Linked DNA regions of Mus musculus: region 1 is linked to region 2. Evidence: chromatin loops called from intact Hi-C (ENCODE). Cell type or tissue: gastrocnemius. All regions are shown on one strand. Each heading gives the region's core, and the rest is flanking DNA. Links, peaks and the distances in the headings are about the cores only. Region 1 holds the start of Nfkbib (nuclear factor of kappa light polypeptide gene enhancer in B cells inhibitor, beta). Region 2 holds the start of Psmd8 (proteasome (prosome, macropain) 26S subunit, non-ATPase, 8).

Region 1 (9,314 bases), core at 523-8,522, 420 kb after region 2:
ATACTGTGGCGTGTGTATCCTAAACACACACACACACACACACACACACACACACACACACACAAAACAAACTAGGTGTAAAATTTTAAAAAGAGGGTCTGGAGAGATGGCTCAGTGGTTACGAGCACTGACTGCTTCAATTCCCAGCACCCACATGGCAGATCAGAGCTGCCTGTAACCCCAGTTCTAGGGGATGTGACACGCTCACACAGACACACACGCAGGCAAAATGCCAATGCACATGAAACTAAAAAAAAAAAAAAAAAAAAAAAAAAAAAAAGATAAAAGCTTTAAAAAGAGCCTGTCCAAGTCTTACTGTTTTACCTAAGATGGCTTCCAACTCCTAATCCTCCCCCTTCGGCCTCCTGAGCCTGGATAACGAACAAACACCAAAGCAAAACCAAGCAACAGTTAAACAGAGATAACTCTACGTGGTTTCTCGGCGTGAGGTTTTGCGCATTTGCTCATTATTATAGAACTGGGTCTTGCCAGAGTAAGATACTGCACAATGTTTCACAGACCTACATCATTCTCTTTAGTTTATTTTAGTTATGTGAATATGTGCATGTGTGTGCAAGTCTCCATAGAGTCAGATCCCCTGGGACTGGAGTTATAGTCACTTGTGAGCGCCTGGTACATGGAACTCAGGTTCTCTGGAATAGAATTCTTAACCACTGAGCCATCTCTCCAGCCCCCACCTCATTCTTTATTGTGGCTCCATAGTAACACATTGTATGATGAACCGTGGTTCATTGACTCCCTCTCCTGACAGCCACTGAGGCTGCTGCTAGCGTTGCCCCATCTGGATAATGCTGCAATTGACACCCCACATCTTCTTGGCCACTGAGAACCCCTTTTGACTGTGAAACCCTTTTTTAGTCTGGCATTAAGCCTTCATTTGGGAGCCAGACAAGTAAGAGACTAGAGACCCACAGCAGGCTGTCACAGCTCTTATGGGGGTATTGTTGACCACAGCTTCTGCACCTGCCTCCCTTCGAAGTGTGGTCTCATAGGATGAGCATGCTGGCATTCAGTGGTTGTAGGCATGGTCCAGTACACTGTTTCCCAACCTGTGGGACACAATCCCTTTAGGGATCAAGCGACCCTCTCTTGGGGGGGGGGTCCCATATCAGATATCCTACATATCTGATATTTACATTATAGTTCATAACAGTAGCAAAAGGACAGTTATGAAGTAGTAACAAAATAATTTTATGGTTGGAGGGACACCACACCGTTGGAGCTACATTAAAAGGTTGCAGCATTAGGAAGATTGAGAACCACTCCTCGAGTATATGAGGACAACCTGGCCTCTGGGGGAACCGGAGGCCTTGGCACGTGTCTTCAAACATCTTTGAGATGGCTCATCTACACTCCACTGAAGCTGCAGCATCTTTCGGAGCCCATTTCCCCATAAGTTTCAAGCCCTTTCCTTTCTACCCAAAGAACACAGGGGTTAACAGTTTTCACCAAGTAAGCTGCTCATCTGTAACACAGCCATGAGAGGCCTTCCCTTCACTGGGATGCTGCAAAGATTAAATGAAGTCATGTACATTAAAATTCAGGCAGAGTATCAATAAATGACCACGCCAGCAACCCAACTACTGAAACATCTACTATCCCTTCGTGCTCTCAGGCCTGTACCCTGCATGGAACACCACCTCCGATCTCATTTAAGAAAATCCCTTATCACTTCACTTATACGACACTGTGACTATATCTTGGTCTTGTTCCTAGATCAGCTTGTGGGTTCCACCAGGGGAGAGTTTGGCTAGAATCTTCTATAATCTCTGACCCACAGAGTTTGCCCGGTACTCCAGGGGTATGCTCTCTCCCTTCCTCCCTCCTTTTTTGAGACTGGGTCTCACCATATGGCCCAAGCTGCCTCTCCTTTCTCCATCCTCCTACCTCACTTCCCCCCTCCCCTGCCCCCCCCCATGTGCTGGCATTACAGGGGGCTGGCACCACACCCAGCTTCGATACTTTTATAACGTGCCCTATAGGGTCCTTTCCCCCACCTCATAGGATCTGAGTTTGCGGATTGAACTGGAAAACCGTCTCTTTCAGGTCCAGCACAAATGAGGTTCAGAAGGGGCTGAGGATGGGATGGGCAACAGTAGGAAACGAGGACGATATGGAAGGGAACCAGGGGTTGAGGCTATACATTTTCCTTGACAGTCCCAAGAAGCCACCATTCTCCCAGGAGATTGTACTAATCCCCAGATGGGCTTGGGGATCAGGGCCATAAGCCAAGGGCCCTTGGGTAAAAGCCTTCCCTTGCCACCTCCCCCCAGTGCGGCACGTGGAACCAAGTCTCTCCTTCCCTCCACCCCTTCCCCATCTCACCTGAGCCTCCTGCACCTTCCCTGCCTGGGTCTCCAGAGGGTCAGAGGCTGGGGAGGAGGGGAGCAGACGTGGTTACAGTGCGGGGAAAGAGTTAAGCAGAAGGGCTCACAATGGTGGAGGACAAGAGGACCCACCAACCTAATTATTTCAGAGTCAGGGATGGTAGTAAAACTATCGGAGATGGGAAAAGGCATATTTTAGAGTGGAGGTATGTGTGACGTGAAAAGGCTGAGGAGGGGAATCTTTAGGAGGAGAAAGCAGGCGAGACTGGACTGAAGGAAGGTTTCAGAGTTAAGCAGGATATGGTAGCATGTGCGAGTCGAGAGAATGAGGGAGGGCTAAGTTTTTCAAGAGACGTAAGTAGGGATACTTCTGCTGAGAGTTGAGTGTGGGAGAGGAGATGCAGTGAAGGTAGGAGGTTTAGGAGAGGCACAAGAACTGAAGGAATGAGATAGTAAGGGGCCACAGGGGTCCCCGGAACCCATCCTACAGTTGCCCTTAACAACAGACAACCTTAGCAACCGGGATAGTGGTAACTTTGGTCCTTAGCAACGAGGGTCCTCAGCAGCCAAAGTACGAGAAATGCGATCATTAAGAACTTGACAATCGGACCCTTACATTTCACAATCCAGAAACCAACCAACCTAGTAATACGGACCACTTAGCAACACCCCTCCGAATCCCACTCCCTTCAGGTAGATCCTGTCTCCCGCCCCACCGAGCCTACCCTCGGGCCCCGGGGCCTGCAGCCCAAAGCCAGGCCCCGGCGCGGCCCGACCCTCCCACCCTCCCAACAGGGCCCCTAACTCACGGTCCGGCTCGGCCATGGGAACGGGGTGGGGGCCCTCGGGACTGTCACCGACTGCTCTGTCCCGTGACGGCAGCGGAAACAAGAAGAGGCCGAGATAGGATAGAGAACTACAACTCCCGGCAGGCAATGCGATCCCCATAACCGCTTTCGTACAATGTGCCTCTCATGTTATCAAACTACAAATCCCAAAAAGCCTGGCGCCGGCGGCCATATTGATAAAGGGCGTCTGGAAAATGTGGGGAAACTCAGCGAGCGAATGTCCACCTCATTTTTCTGATTGGCTGTGGTGCAGTACAGGGGCGGGGTGTAGCTATTTAAAACATTTTGATTGGGTATATGAGGGGGCGTGTTGGGGAATTCCCGATAGGGCGGAAGCACTGGAGCTCATCGCAGAGCCCAGCGACAGGCAGGCGACCACAGGGGGCCACCCGAGGTGGCTGGGGCCATGGCCGGGGTCGCGTGCTTGGGGAAAACTGCGGATGCCGATGAATGGTGCGACAGCGGCCTGGGCTCTCTAGGTCCCGACGCAGCGGCTCCCGGAGGACCAGGTCTGGGCGCAGAGCTTGGCCCAGAGCTGTCGTGGGCGCCCTTAGTCTTTGGCTACGTCACTGAGGATGGGGACACGTGAGTAAACCTTAAATTACTAGACTGAGCCCTGGGATCTTACCTGAGTCCCCTTTAGCCTACGATTCCTGTGACTTCGTATCGTCTCGTTCCTAACTCTTGATTTCCGATGCTGGACTTCCTGGCCCTTAACCCCCAAACACTAAATTGTGAGACTGGTACGCTTTCACACAGTCAAGTGTCTCACCTTTTTTGAACTCTATAAATTTGAGCTCCTGATCCCCAAATCGGATCTGAACCTTTCCGACCACTCTAGTTCCCACATCTTCTTACCTCTTACTTCCAGATGTAGTCTTTGGTCTTTGGCTATTCTTGTATAAGCCAGATTTTGATTTCAAAACTAGTTCTTGGCCCTGAGTCTCTGAAGCTGACACGTCCAGTATTGACCCTGCAGTTAAGAAATTGAGCTGGTGGGTGTCATGGCTCTCACAGCACTTGGAAGGCAAAGGCAGGTGGATCTCTGTGAATTTGAGGCCACCTGATTGAGTTCCCTGCCAGCCAGAGCTACATAAGATGTAGAAACTCTATTCTATGAGGCTAGATTCATCTGTTAGCCAAATGCTTCTCCCAAACTACCACCTTCCAATCCCTGGTTTTAGTTTAGCTGAGTGTGATGGTACACACTTGTCATTCTGGCACTCGAGGGGCTGAGGCAGGAGGATCACTAGTCCGAGGACAGCCTGGAAGGACCCAGTATCAAAAAGGAGGGAAGAGGAAAAGGAGGAGAGGGTGACTGAAAAAAGGTTAAAGAGTAGGAAATGTTGATTAGTAGATAAGCTGGGGAGAAGGGATGGTTGTGGTGACGGCGTGCATTAAGGGATTGTACCCGGGATTTTCTTGTCCTTTGTGCTTATTGCGTATGCCCAGTGACTCAGTGCCTGACCCATGAGGGGAACCCAACAAACACTCATCTTAAAGAGCCAGGAGTAGTTGCCTTAGTTTTCACTTTCTACTTTGTTGGTTCCTGTTCCTTTATTATTTCCCTCTGGTTACTTTGGGTCTGGTTTTTGTGCTTTCTTTATCCTCCCCCTTCCTTTCTCGATTGTTTGTGTTTGACGGTCTCATGTAGCCCAGGCTAGCCTTGAGGTTACTTTGTAGCTGAGGATAGCTTTGAACATTTCATTCTCCTGCTTTCAGCTCCCAAGTGGGTATCACTACATCCCGCCTGGGGAGTGTGTGTGTGTGTGTGTGTGTGTGGACTAGAGGGCAACCTTGGGCTGCACTGAGCACGTAGGCTAGACTAGCTGGCCTGAGAGCCTCAGCGGTCATCTCTTGCTCTCTACCCTCCTCTTCCTCTTTGAGACAGGGTGGCTGGCCTGGAACTCACTATGTAAACCAAGCTGGCCTCAAACTCATCCACCTGCCTCTGCCTCCGGAGTGCTGGGATCAAAGGCGCGCACCACTGTGCTCCATTCCAGGGTTCTCCTCCCTAGTGTTGGGACTATAAATACTTACAATCACACCCAGCTTTTTCTTATGTGGGTTCTAAACTAAGGTCACTGTGCTTTACTTAGCAAAACATTTCCCAGCCTCCAACCCCACCCCCCTTTTAAGTCAGTGTCTCACTATGTAGCCCAGGCTAGCCTTGAACACTACTGTAAAAAAAAATGAATCCTTTTTTTTTTTTCTTCCGGCCACTTAATTCCCAACAATAAGGACTCTGGCATTAACTATTTATTAATAAATGCCTTGGCTACAAGCTTTGGCCCATTCCATAGCTAACACATAACTTATTTAACCCATTTAAATCATTCTATGTTTTCCTTCAGTCTCGGGCCTGCTTCTTCCTTAGCATCGTCTTTCTCGGTGTCTCTCTCAGTGACTCCTCCAGTGTCTCTCCCTGTGTCTCCTTTTATTCTCTCACTATTTCCCAGAATCCTTTCTTTTCCTGCCAGTGTCCCACCTCCTATTTCCTGCTTCAGCTCATTGGCCGTTTGCTTTTTTATTGACAGGTGTTGCCTATAAGAGATTCTGTCTACACATTATGAAATTTTTCTTTGGTTTATTTTATTTATTTTTGGTTTTTTGAGATTGGGTTTCTCTGTGTAGCCTTGGCTGTCCTGGAATTCTCTATGTAGAGCAGACTGACGTTGAACTCAGAGATATGTCTGCCCCTGCTTCCCAAATAATTTTACTTTATGTGTATAAATGTTGGATCCCCTGGAACTGGAGTTAGGGATGGCTATGAGCCACAATGTAGGTGCTGAAAATCAAACCGGGGTCTTCTGCAAGAGCAACAAGTGTTTTTTGTTTTTTTGAGACAGGGTTTTTCTGTATGGCCCTGGCTGTCCTGGAACTCACTTTGTAGACCAGGCTGGCCTCGAACTCAGAAATCCGCCTGCCTCTGCCTCCCAAGTGCTGGGATTAAAGGCGTGCGCCACCACTGCCCGGCAGCAACAAGTGTTCTTAACTGCTAAGCCATTGCTCCTACCCTACCCTACTCTTGGTCTTCCTGCCTGGAATTCCGGGCAAGGTGGTGCGTGCCTGGTTTATGCAGAGTTGGGATTGATCCCAGGTTCTTATGCACGCTAAGCTAGCAGTCTACCAAGCAAGCCACTGCCCAGCTCATCTCTCTTCTTTTCTAATGTGCTTGGAATGCTGTAAATATTCCCTCTGGAGAACTTCTGATATATTGTGTTTTTATTTTTGCATAAATGAGTATATTTTCTAATTTCTCTTGGTTTCTCCTTTGGCCAGTAGGTTATGAAGAAGTATGTTCATTTTTCACGCTTGGAGGAGTTTCCAGATCTCTCTGTTACCAGCTTTAAATTTCATTTTACTGCGGGCAGAGAACATGTTTTGTCTGATTTGCGGTCTCTAGTTTTTCTCTTGCAGCGCTGGCCATCAGACCCAGGGCCTTCTGAGTGCTGGGCGAGTGCTCTCGGGAACTGTGTGCCGGTGGAATTCATTTTGACAACGTGTGACTTAGAGGGAATGTTGGTTAGCAGTGTTGTTCAAAGCTGGGCGTGTGATTCCAGCTACAAAGAAGATTGAGGCAGGAGGAGCTCAAGGTCAGGACCTGCCGAGGAATAGAGTGAATTCAAGTCCAGGCTGGGGACATTCACAGCGAGGCCCTACTTCAAAATGAGGGGAACCAATAGCAGGTAGCTCAGTGGCAGCCAGCGTCCCTGCATGCAAGCTACCTTAGGTTCAGTCCTCATGACTGCAAAGACAGGGCAGCAGCCACCACAGAGCCCTGCCGTTCATTTGCTCCTGCTTTCCTACTTGTTGGAACAGTTGGTGACAGAGACCTAGTGAAGTTACCACACCTATGGATTCGTCTGTTGCTTCTTCTCCTTGTTAGCTTTTGCTTTATGTAATTTGAAGGTCTGTTCTTAGAGCTACACTGAGTGTGTGTGTGTGTGTGTGTGTGTGTGTGTGTGTGTGTCTGTGTATGTGTGTGGTGAGAGCCATCGTATCCAGCTTGTCTGTGTGTATGTGTATGTTTATGTGTGGAGGACAGAGATCCATACTGGCTGTCTACCTCGATTGTACCTCACTTTATTACCGTATTATTATTTGAGACAGGTCTCACAGTGTAGCCCTAGCTGACCAGGAGCTCACCATGCAGATCAGGCTAGCCTGGGATTCTCAGAGATCCACCGCTTTTGCCTCTCTCACATGGGCCGCCATGCCCAGCATTTCTGTATGTGTGTGTGATCGAATCTCATTATTTAGTTTTTAACCCTGCTGCTCTGGAACTCACCATGTAGCCCAGTCTGGCCTTGAACTAACAATCCTCCTGCCTCAGGTTTCCCGGATGCTGGAATTAGAGCTACTACACTGATTATGTTACTTAGTTAACACAGGTGAAACAAATTTGGTAGCTGGGCCTATTGGTGACGAGAGCTATTGAAATCACTAAGTCTATGGATTCCCCTGGCTTGTCAGCCGAGCTACTCAGGAGGCTGAGGTGGGAGGGCTTGAACTCAAGGTCAGTGTGGGCCACTTATGAAGACCCTATCTTAGCTCAGAACACGGAGCAGCCAGACAAAGTGCTAGATTAGCTTCTGCCCTCGACTCTCCGGAACACTGACAGGTTTCCACCGTGGCCACAGTTTGTAGCACACAGTAGACACTCTGTGACACTGACCTCTGCCTTTTGTCCTCAGAGCCCTGCACTTGGCTGTGATTCATCAGCATGAGCCCTTCCTGGATTTCCTCCTGGGCTTCTCCGCCGGCACCGAGTACCTTGACCTGCAGAATGACCTAGGCCAAGTGAGCCATGGGGATGTGTGCTGTAGGGAGCCGGGTGGGTCCAGGATTGTCAGCGTGGCCCTAACTAACCCCTTCTCTCTATCCCTGTAGACAGCCCTGCATCTAGCAGCCATCCTTGGGGAGGCATCTACAGTAGAGAAGTTGTATGCAGCCGGTGCAGGAGTGTTGGTGGCTGAGAGAGGGGGCCACACGGCATTGCACTTGGCCTGCCGGGTCAGGGCACACACGTGCGCGTGCGTACTGCTCCAGCCCCGTCCCAGCCACCCAAGAGATGCCTCAGATACCTACCTCACTCAGAGCCAGGACTGTACCCCAGACACCAGCCATGCCCCTGCTGCCGTGGATTCCCAACCCAACCCAGAGAACGAAGAGGAGCCGCGTGATGAAGACTGGAGGCTACAACTAGAAGCTGAAAACTATGATGGTGAGAGCCCCAGGCCTTGGGGAAGATGTGAGCTCCTGGCCAGTCCCAGGCTCCCAGCTCCTCTCACCCAACCTGAGTTGTAGCCAATGGCCTCAGACATACCCTGGTTGGTGGAGTGCTCATCTGGCATACGTAAAGCCCTAGGTTCAATCCCCGGCATAAACAGCTTGGTGTATGCCTATAATACCAGTCTCTGGAAGCCAGAGGATCAGGAGTTCAAGGTCATCCTTGGTGCTAGCTAGTTTGAGGCCAGTCTAGGTTACAGGAGACCCCATCTCAAACAAACACCCAGTCCCAGCACTTGGGTGGCAGAAACATCATGAGGTCAAATTCAGGCCCTGTCTCAAAAAACCCTCAAAGCAAAACTAGCTCCTTGGGAAGTCATCCCTAGGCTCCGTAAATCCTAGCATCTGGACTAAGGCCCTCCACACAGTCTCAGGAGTACTAAGAATTGGACGTACAAGGCCCCTCTCCCACAGGTCTAGACGTCAGACCACTTATAACCCAGACCTGTCAGCCACAGGTCCAGAGATGCCAGGATACAGTGGTTAAACCAGGGCTACCCATCTGCAAGGTGACTTCCCTCCAGAATTGTTCCCGAGTATGAGCCACCAGCCCAGCCTGACCATGATGAGAGGATCCATCCCATGTCCCCAGCCAGGGGCAGAGGATGCGGGTTACCCTCTCAGCCCCGCCTCATGAATAGACTGAGGTCATCTGATAGCCAGAGTCCTGAGCCCCAGGCCCTTTTGGGGACTTTTACTGTTATTGTCACTGTATCTTTTGTTTTATTTATGGTGCTGGGGCTGGAACTCAAGGGCTGTGCATGCTGGTCAGGCCTCTGCTCTTTGTGGAGGAAGATCAAAGATTTGGCGGCTTGATCCACAGATC
Region 2 (9,314 bases), core at 416-8,415:
TGCAGGGGACTCTTTCTGCAAGCTACACTCAAGGTGCCTCAGACAGTAATGTCTAGGGTTCCACAATCCTGCCCCACCTACTAGGTCCCCACCCTTAGGTGCTGAGAACTATTTCTGCTCTCAACCCACTTTGACTTTATATGGGCCTGCATAGAACGAATAGCCTCATCTGGAAAACAAAGGTCGAAAGGACCACGGAGGACAAAAAGTTCTACATAATGTCCCATGAGAGCCCTGGAGTCGAGTGAGTGCAGGTCCTGAGAGTTCCACCCTCCAGGCTAGCCTTGAATTCACTGTGTAGTTGAGGATGACCCTGTTCCTCAGAGTCTCCCACACAGGTTTATGGGGGTCTGAGTTTCCAACCCGGGGCTTGGTGTATGCCAGGCAAACCTTCTACCTACTCAACTGCTCCCCCCTGCTGTTATTTCCCCTGTTCCCTCACCCTGGTATTTTTGTTTTACACAGAGTCTCACTATGTGGCTCCACCTATCCTTAAAATTATGATTGTCCTACTTCTGAAATGTGGGGACTATAGATCCGCCCTTTGCACAAGCTTTTCCCCACCTCATCCTTCTGGCCCATTGTGCTTGTCTCTAAGAGGCTTCCCAGATAATACCTTAACCGTATTAGTGTTTCCAAAGGAGGGCTCTCCTTCGTAGAGAGAGGCTCTCCTGGAAGTCCAGGGCCTTTTACTCTGCCTTGCAGCCTTAGATCACATGCTCCTTCCTTCAGGAGGGCTTAGCCATGCCCTTTTTTCCCCAAGATGGGCAGTCAATCCCTCTGAACTCTCACATGCCTTTCCCACCCTGAGCCTTTGCCTGAACCTCCACAACCTTCCCTGGCCCTCTGCCTGCATATCTACCTCCTCACATTTTGGTCCTGGCCTCTCAGAGCCTGTCCCTGTCTCCTGGAGGACCTGTCTCTCTATGCACAATTTGAATAGACACAAAATAACATTTTAAAAATGAAGAAGGAACAAGTTAACGCCTGGTCAGAGTTCATTGACAGCTAAGTGGAGATTTTAACAAATGAAGAAACTATAGAGGACCTAATTAGTATGCAGGGGTTTGAAAACCATTTTTAACCAATGAAAGAAAAAAATAAGGCAGCAAATGTGTAGGCTTAGGTTTCTTTCTTTCTTTATTTATTTCTTTCTTTTTTTTTTAGGATTTATTTATTTCATGTATGTGGGTACACTGTCAGTGTCTTCAGACACACCAGAGGTGGGATCGTATCCCATTACAGATGGTTGTGAGCCACCATGTGTTTGCTGGGAAATTGAATTCAGGACCTCTGGAAAAGCAGTCAGTGCTCTTGACTTCTGAACCATCTCTCCAGTTCTAGGCTTAGATTTTTTAATTTAAGATTTTATTTATTGTATGTACATGAATACACTGTAGCTGTCTTCAGACACACCAGAAGAGGGCATCAAATCAGTTACAGATGGTTGTGAGTCACCATATGGTTGCTGGGAATTGAACTCAGGACCTCTGGAAGAGCAGTCAGTGCTCTTAACCACTGAGCCATCTCTCTAGCCCGGGGCATTCCTTTTTGAACAGTGCCCATTCCCTTGATGTCTACAATATCACCCTTCTTGTAGATTCCTATGTCTGTGGCCAAAGGAACAACACAATGTTCCCCCCCTTTTTTTTTTCTTTCTTTTTTTTTTTTTTTGGTTTTTAGAGACAGGGTTTCTCTGTGTAGCCCAAGCTGTCCTGGAACTCACTTTGTAGACCAGGCTGGCCTCGAACTCAGAAATCCTCCTGCCTCTGCCTCCCAAGTGCTGGGATTAAAGGCATGCACCACCACGCCCGGCTCACCATGTTTCCTAAAAGCCTTAGAGAACATATACCAGATGCCTCTCCTCCTTCCCTTTGTGTTTATCACGTTGGCTAGTTACTAGAAGATGGCCACCACGGCCGAGGTTGTCAGATCTTATTGCAGATGGTTGTGAGCCACCATATGGTTGCTGGATTTGAACTCAGAACCTTCAGTAGAGTAGTCATGCTCTTACCCGCTGAGCCATCTCGACAGCCCAAGGCTTAGATTTTTTTTTTAAACCTACTTTTAATAAGAGTTCTCAAATGCTTCAGCATCATACGATATAGCCAGAAACTTACACTTCAAAATGGGCAAATTAACCAACTGCACCCAAGACCATGTTCGATCTGGGTTTATTGAATAATGGACAAGAGGGAATTAGTGAGAAAAGATGTGAGTCTGTACTTAGCTGGTGTCCAGACTGTACTTGTGGGATGAAGGTGGCATACAGTAGGTATTTAGTCCAACATCTAGATCAGTTGGCAGGTGGAGGCAGCAGGTAGCAACTGAGCAGCCAGACTGCTTGATGGCTGGTGCTCAGACAGCCTTACTCTCTGAGACTAGAGACTGGAGGTGTGGCTCTGTTGGAGGGTGCTTGCCTGCAGTACTGCAATGAGTTGAGTCTTGGCCCAGCAGTAGAATGCTTGCCTAACTCTCATGAGGCCCCAAGTTCAGTCTGAAGCACCATAGTCACCAAGCAGCAGGCAGATTGGAGAAATTAGTGTTTCCCCTGGACTGTAGGTGCTACAGCTGTCTACTTTTGGACTTGTAGGTGGCTGTGCTTGGAGAACTCCCCTTGCTATGACATCATCCCCCAAAGCATCTACCCACCTGAGTTCTTCTTCAAGTTGTTAGTGAGCAATAGGTAAGCCAGGCATAAAGCCTAGGTGTATGTTGAGGGTGGGGATGCAGTGTGCTGAGATTGTCCCTTGACATTTAACTCAATCCTGGACTCCATTCCCTCACCAGAGGTGTAGACAATAGCACATACTGTGACTACAAGCTCACCTTTATAGTGCACATCCATGGGCTACCGCTCAGCAGCAAGCGGTCCTCCTTCATTGTTATGGTGAGTGGCAGCCAAAGGCTTCCTTACTGGGTGGGCAGGGGGTTCACCTACTACTATACCCCAACCCCAACCCCGACCCCTTGTGACTGTTGTACTGGGCTTGCAGGTGTCTACCAGCTTCTTTATAGCCCTGGTTGTCTTCTACATCCTGTTCTGCCTCGTGTGGCCTCACATAGTGAAGGCCTGGGTCTCATTTCGCTGGAAGATTCACAACATGATGGCACCAGAGACCTATTCATCTTCCTCCTCTTCTGGGGGCTTCACCCTCCATTCTCACAGCTCAGAGGGAAGTTTTGAGGGTCCCTCCAGACCAGGTACCAAAGAGGACAATGTTCAAGCTAAGAGAGCAAAGGTGGCCTGAGTCCCTGGTCTGTACTCTTCCTCATGAACCCTTAGGCCTCTCCTCATGGGAATGCAGCCTGCCACCTCCCCAGGACTTTCTGGTTGGCTAGAATGCTCATGTCTCATTCAGACCCTAATAAAGCCTCCTTGCAGAATCAGTCCCGAGTCCTCAGAAAGGCTCACGTCCGCTTGGTTTGTACCAGCACAGCTGTAGTTAACTGTCAGAATGATGTCAGAATCTTTTATTTTCAAGATGGCACAGCAGATAAAGGAGCTCTCAAGCCTGACAACCTGGGTTTGATCCCCAGGCCTCATGAGATCTAAAGAGAGAGCCGACTCTGTGAAGCTGTCCTCTGACCTCAACATGGGCACATGCACGCACACACACACACACACACACACACACACACACGCATGCCTGTAGGCCAGGCTGGCCTGGAACTCAGAGATCCGCCTGCCTCTGCATCCCAAGTGCTGGGATTAAAAGCGTGAACCACAAAGCTCGGTCTGTAATTCTATTTTAATTTCAAAAATAAGAAAAAAATGGAATAAGAGAAAATAAGAGAAATGGCTCAGTGGTTAAGAGCACTGACTGCTCTTCCAGAAGCCCTGACTAAAATTCCCAGCAACCACATGGTGGCTCACAACCATCCATAAAGGGATCAAATACCCTCTTCTGGGGTGTCTGAAGACAGCCACAGTGTACTTATATACATAAAATGAATAAATAAATCTTTTTAAAGAGTCTGAAAAAAACGTGGAAGAATGATGCTCTGATAAACACGAACGCCTAATCTTAAATCTCACCTGCTAGTCCTCTCTCAGCCTGCCTATGTAGTGACACCTGACAAGTTTTCCAAATGGCTCCACATCGCCACCCCTTGACGTAGAGGCGGTACCCTTAAGATGGACATTCCACAGGCCGAAGCCAGCGAGGGTGGCCATGGTGACTACAGGTGGGCGGGACATTGTGGGCATTGTTTTCAGTTGGAGCGAACGGACTTCCGTTCGCCATTTTGAATGACAGCAGAGGCGGAGCTGCGGCATGTTCATTAAGGGTCGGGCTGCGAAGACACCCCGAGGAGAGCCGCGGCGCTCCTCCCGCGGGGGGCGGAAACTGGCAGTGGTAGCTCCGCCTCCAGTTTTGGGCTCCACCTCCCGGCCTCATTTCCGCCGGGAGTCCATTGCCCGGCGTCGCTGCCGTAAGTCGGGTCGGCGGCTTGCCGCATCACGGAAGATGGCGGCCACAGCGGCTACGGTGAACGGGTCGACCACCGTCTCGAGCTCCGGACCCGCGGCCACCTCGGTCGGGATCCTGCAGGCAGCGGCCGGCATGTACGAGCAACTCAAGGACGAGTGGAACCGGAAGAACCCGAACCTTAGTAAATGTGGAGAAGAACTGGGCCGCCTGAAGGTAAGAGGTCGCCGGGTCCTAGATGCCTAATGCCTGGGGGAAGGTGACAGACGGGAGATCGAGGCTGGTAGAGCGGGCCCTGAGGTGTCGTTAAGGGAGTGATGATGGAAAGATTGGTTCTGGCAGAATCGAATGAGATGGTTCGAGCTTTGTTACTTGGAGGGAGGCAGGAAGGAGTGGGATCAGTGACAAACGGGGAGATAGTGAAAAGAATAAGTCTGAGGTGACGGGACGTTGAGGGAATGTGTGGCAAATAAAGCCCAGGTAAGCTGTGAGGGAGCAGAGGTTAGGAAACACCTGTGTGAAGAGGGGCAACAGGAACAGTTTGAAGCCAAAAACGAACCTAGAAGAGCACACGTTTCGGTTGTAAACACACTCAGGCGGATAGAAGGCCAGTCTGGTCTTCAATAGCGAGTTTGAGGAGGCTGGGCTACATAGACTTCGTCTCAAAATATATATATAATAATAATAAGTAAACAACAACAAAATATGTGTTAGGTTCCCAAGTTTACTAAGGAATGGTGTCTGGGATGGACTGGGGGGGGAGGGAAAAGGAATGCCCCACATTCCTTGTTACCCCTTCTCGGGCACACTGTGGTGGAGGTCTTCCCAGACCTGCATATAATGGCTGAACACGATGTCCCACACTTGTAATCCTAGCACTCGAGAGGCTCACACCAGGCTCTCCAGTTCTAGACTAGATTGGCCTGCCTGGGGAGATGCTGTCTTAAACAAGAGAGAAACCTAAAACAAGCTAAATATAGCAACAGGAAGAATTGAGGTCATGGGCGTCTCCCTACCCCATGATCCCCCTGGGTCAGGCACCAAGTGCCTCGTGTTTCTCAGTGGAGTTACTAATATTTGTAAGATGAGGTAATCCAATTGGTACGCTCCGTGTTCTTGGGCCCTTTGGTGTTTGCTTTACAAGGTCTGACTCCACTAATATTCATGGCAGTTGTGTGGGTTAGGATGCATGCAAGCTTTTCCAAGTAGGAACATAAAAGTCCAGAGAACGTAAGTAATCTATATTTGAAATCTCGTCCTCATTCCTTCCCCCTCAGTTGGTTCTGCTTGAGCTCAATTTCCTGCCAACCACGGGGACCAAACTGACTAAACAGCAACTCATTCTGGCCCGTGAGTGTCACTAGGGTTGGTGGAGGGTGATGGGCCTGGGGTCATTGTAGGAATGACTGGGGTGGTGATCCCAGGAGGGATTCCAGCCACCACCTGAGAGCCCCTGTCCCCTTACCTACAGGTGACATTCTGGAGATCGGGGCCCAGTGGAGCATCCTGTGCAAAGACATTCCCTCCTTCGAGCGCTACATGGCCCAACTCAAATGCTACTACTTTGATTACAAGTGAGGTTGGGCCCTCTAGGGAGGGGACTGGAGCAGGAGTGGGTAGTTCCTTGTGTATCTGGCGTCCTCCGTTGCCTTCTTCGCCTGAGAACCATTGCCGTTCTCAGCTCTGTCCCCAGAAGCTGGAGGGCCAGAAGATTAGAGATCTTGAGACTGGGTTTATGTAGTCTGGTTCTGTACGTTTCTAAACAGTTTGATTTTATTTGTGTATTTCCATGTATATGGGTGCTCTGTCTGCTTGTATGTCTGAACACCAGAGGAATGCGTGGGATCCTATTACAGATGGTTGTGAGCTGCTACATGGGTGCTGGGAATTGAACTCAGGACTTCTGAAAGTGCAGAGCTCTTCAAGCATCTAGTGCTCTTAACTGCTGAGCCATCTCTTCAGCCCCTCCATCCAATCTGTTTTCCCTTATCTAGTCCCACACTATGTCCCCTGTACCCAGTGTGGCTCTGAGTTACCCCTTCATTTTCCCTCTAGCTGGCATGTCTACAACAGCCAATAGGATGCTGCTTTGCTTCACAAAGTGCTGGTTGTTTTATTTTGTTTGAGACTGGGTTCAAGGTGGTCCACCTGTCTACACCTGGAGATTATATGTAGTGCTGCCCCCTGCTGGTTTTTTTGTTGTTGTTGTTGTGGGGTTTTTGTGTTTTTGTTTGTTTTGTTTGTTTCGGTGTAGCTTTGGCTGGCCTGGAGATCCGCCTGACTCTCTGCCTCCAGTGCTGGGATTAACCGCGTGGGCCACAATACCCAGCTGTTGTTGTTTTGTTTTTAAGATTTATTTATTTTATGTATGTGAGTACACTGTCACTGTCTTCAGACATACCAGAGGCATCAGATCCCATTACAGATGGTTGTGAGCCACCCTGTGGCTGCTGGGAATTGAACTCAGGACCTCTGGAAGAGTAGTCAGTGCTCTTAACCACCGAGCCATCTGTCCAGCCCCCCCACCCCCCAGCTGCCCCTGAGCTCTTGTTCTTTGAGGCTATGCCTTATGTGCCCCAAGCTGGCTGAGAACTCAGTTGTGCAGTAGCCCTTCCGATCTTGAACTTTGGATACTCCTCCCTGTACCTCCAAGTGACTGGGATTACAGGTGTGTACCCCATGTCTTGTTTATGAAATGCTGGGGATTGAACCAAAAGTTTTGTTCTTTTTTTTTTTTAAGATTTATTTATTTATTATATGTAAGTACACTGTAGCTGTCTTCAGACACACCAGAAGAGGGCGTCAGATCTCGTTACAGATGGTTGTGAGCCACCATGTGGTTGCTGGGATTTGAACTCCGGACCTTTGGAAGAGCAGTCAGGTGCTCTTACCCACTGAGCCATCTCACCAGCCCAAGTTTTGTTTTTTTGAGGGAAACATTCTGCTTACTGAGTATCTAGCCTCTGGATGCTATTCTTATGGCTTTACGTATGATAGACCATTTAATTCACTTATGTTTTACTGAACATGCCTTTATGGTGTGGATACCTAGTGACAACTGCTTAGCAGATGGGAAATAGGCTGAATCACTGTAGTCCATGTATGTTTGGTCCATGTGGCTCGTGGCGTTTTTGCCTCTCTGTACCTAACTTGTCTGAACTCATGCAAGTACTTGTAAGGATTCTGGAAGGTGGATGAGGGACTTGGTTAGCTCCCCAGTACCTGTTAACTGTGGTTTCTTCCCGCTCCCTTGGCTCACAGAGAACAGCTTCCTGAGTCAGCCTATATGCACCAGCTCCTGGGCCTCAATCTCCTCTTCCTGCTATCTCAGAACCGAGTGGCTGAGTTCCACACAGAATTAGAACGATTACCTGCCAAGGACATCCAGACCAATGTCTACATCAAACACCCTGTTTCCCTCGAGCAAGTAAGGCTGGGCAGGGGAAGGGAGATCCTGGGTGAGGTGGGTGGTACCAGTTTAGATTGTGGGAGGGCTTCCTGGAAGAATGATCAGCCATTTTCAATCCACCAACTCTTTTTGGTTTTTGGTTTTTGGTTTTGTTTTGTTTTTTGTTTTTCGAGACAGGGTTTCTCTGTGTACTCCTGACTGTCCTGGAACTCACTTTGTAGACCAGGGTTGCCTCGAACTCAGAAATCCACCTGCCTCTGCCTCCCGAGTGCTGGGATTAAAGGTGTGCGCCACCAGTTCTTTTAACCAGCAAAACATATATGTGCCAGGCACCAGGAAAGGTTTTCATGTTAAGGCAAATCAAACAGACGAAACCCCTAATCTAGAATCCATGAAGTGTGGAGGCAGATAAGTACCAAAAGAATGAGGTACCTGTGTGGGATGTGAGGCATTGTTACGAGGACCTGGGCTTGGGAGCGGTCAGAGAGGGTCTGAAAGGGCTAAGAGGTCCTCTGGCAGAGGCAGTTTGTGTCCTGAGGCACAAACCTCCTGCCATATTTTAAAGACAGCAAAGAAGACAGTGGAAGAAGGCCGGTAAGTCAGGGGTGAGGCGTGGGAGCTGAGGCCTGCAAAGTACTATGCTGTGAGAAGGACGGCCGAGTGGCCCGTGGGCCAGCAGTTGATGTATATGGAATGGGAGCTGGGGTCAATATACCTTCTTCTCCCCTTATAATTGGAGGTTAGATGCCAGTTTGGAGGAGGCTGCCAGGGTGAGTGTGTAAGCCAGGTGGTGCTTCTTGGAAGTGGAGAAGCGAGGGTGTTATGGTAGAGCAGGGATTGGGAGGCACCAAGGGAGCAAGAAAAGCCTGTGCCACTCCATCCTCTTCCTCTTCTCCATTGGCTTTGGCAGTACCTCATGGAGGGTAGCTACAACAAGGTATTCCTGGCTAAGGGGAACATCCCTGCCGAAAGCTACACCTTCTTCATTGACATCCTGCTGGATACCATCAGGTATGTGGGGTCCAGGCCCCAGACTTCCTGGCCTTGTTAGTCCCCTACATGCCACACTGCCTGATGCCTATGATTGACGCCCTGGTGTTTCTCATAGTGTATTGCCCCAGTCCCAACCCCTCTAGGGGCTACAATCAGAACCTTGTATAAACTAAAGGAATGCTCTGCTGCTGAGCTGCCCTCAGGGTTTCGTGTAGCCGAGGCTGGCCATGACCCTGTGCCTCCATCTCCCACAGTGCAGGCTGGGATTACAAACACCTGGTCTTTGTGGTGCTGGGGGTAGAACCCAGGCATTCTAGACAAGCTCTCTTGTTTGTTCATACAAGAACCTCCTCTAGACATCTGAAGAAGGGTGCTGTGTTCTTTTGAAGGTTCCTATGTGAAAAGGCTTACTCAGAGACTGAGCTGTGGGTCCCTTCTGGCCCATGCCTGCTTTGTGACTGGTCAAGTTAGTCTCCTCTCTC

Evidence for each region. Peaks named below come from ENCODE experiments on the same cell type or tissue, not always from the same donor. Only the 100,000 strongest peaks of a DNase experiment are listed, where the experiment ranks them.
Region 1: a loop joins it to region 2, with 2.6 times the contacts of the local background. A loop is called at or near these places in 3 of 42 quality-filtered maps.

What each region holds. Positions count from the first base shown.
Region 1 is chr7:28,760,711-28,770,024 of GRCm38, reverse strand. It overlaps Nfkbib (nuclear factor of kappa light polypeptide gene enhancer in B cells inhibitor, beta), which reads left to right and starts at 3,381. Exons shown (of 6, transcript NM_001306222.1): 1 at 3,381-3,781; 2 at 7,894-7,999; 3 at 8,090-8,423. The coding sequence starts at 3,603. It overlaps Sirt2 (sirtuin 2), which reads right to left and starts at 3,273. Exons shown (of 16, transcript NM_022432.4): 1 at 3,158-3,273; 2 at 2,347-2,393. The coding sequence starts at 3,173. In gastrocnemius, for the core only: a CTCF peak has its summit at 3,541; DNase peaks (open chromatin) are centred at 2,287 and 3,384; H3K4me3 peaks cover 2,453 bases; H3K27ac peaks cover 2,208 bases.
Region 2 is chr7:29,175,609-29,184,922 of GRCm38, reverse strand. Psmd8 (proteasome (prosome, macropain) 26S subunit, non-ATPase, 8) reads left to right here and starts at 4,250. Exons shown (of 7, transcript NM_026545.3): 1 at 4,250-4,646; 2 at 5,708-5,780; 3 at 5,902-6,004; 4 at 7,692-7,857; 5 at 8,750-8,850. The coding sequence starts at 4,278. It overlaps Catsperg1 (cation channel sperm associated auxiliary subunit gamma 1), which reads left to right. Exons shown (of 28, transcript NM_001368407.1): 25 at 155-244; 26 at 2,594-2,686; 27 at 2,791-2,890; 28 at 2,997-3,391. The coding sequence ends at 3,251. In gastrocnemius, for the core only: CTCF peaks have their summits at 4,116 and 6,614 (motif pointing left); a DNase peak (open chromatin) is centred at 4,310; H3K4me3 peaks cover 2,951 bases; H3K27ac peaks cover 2,865 bases.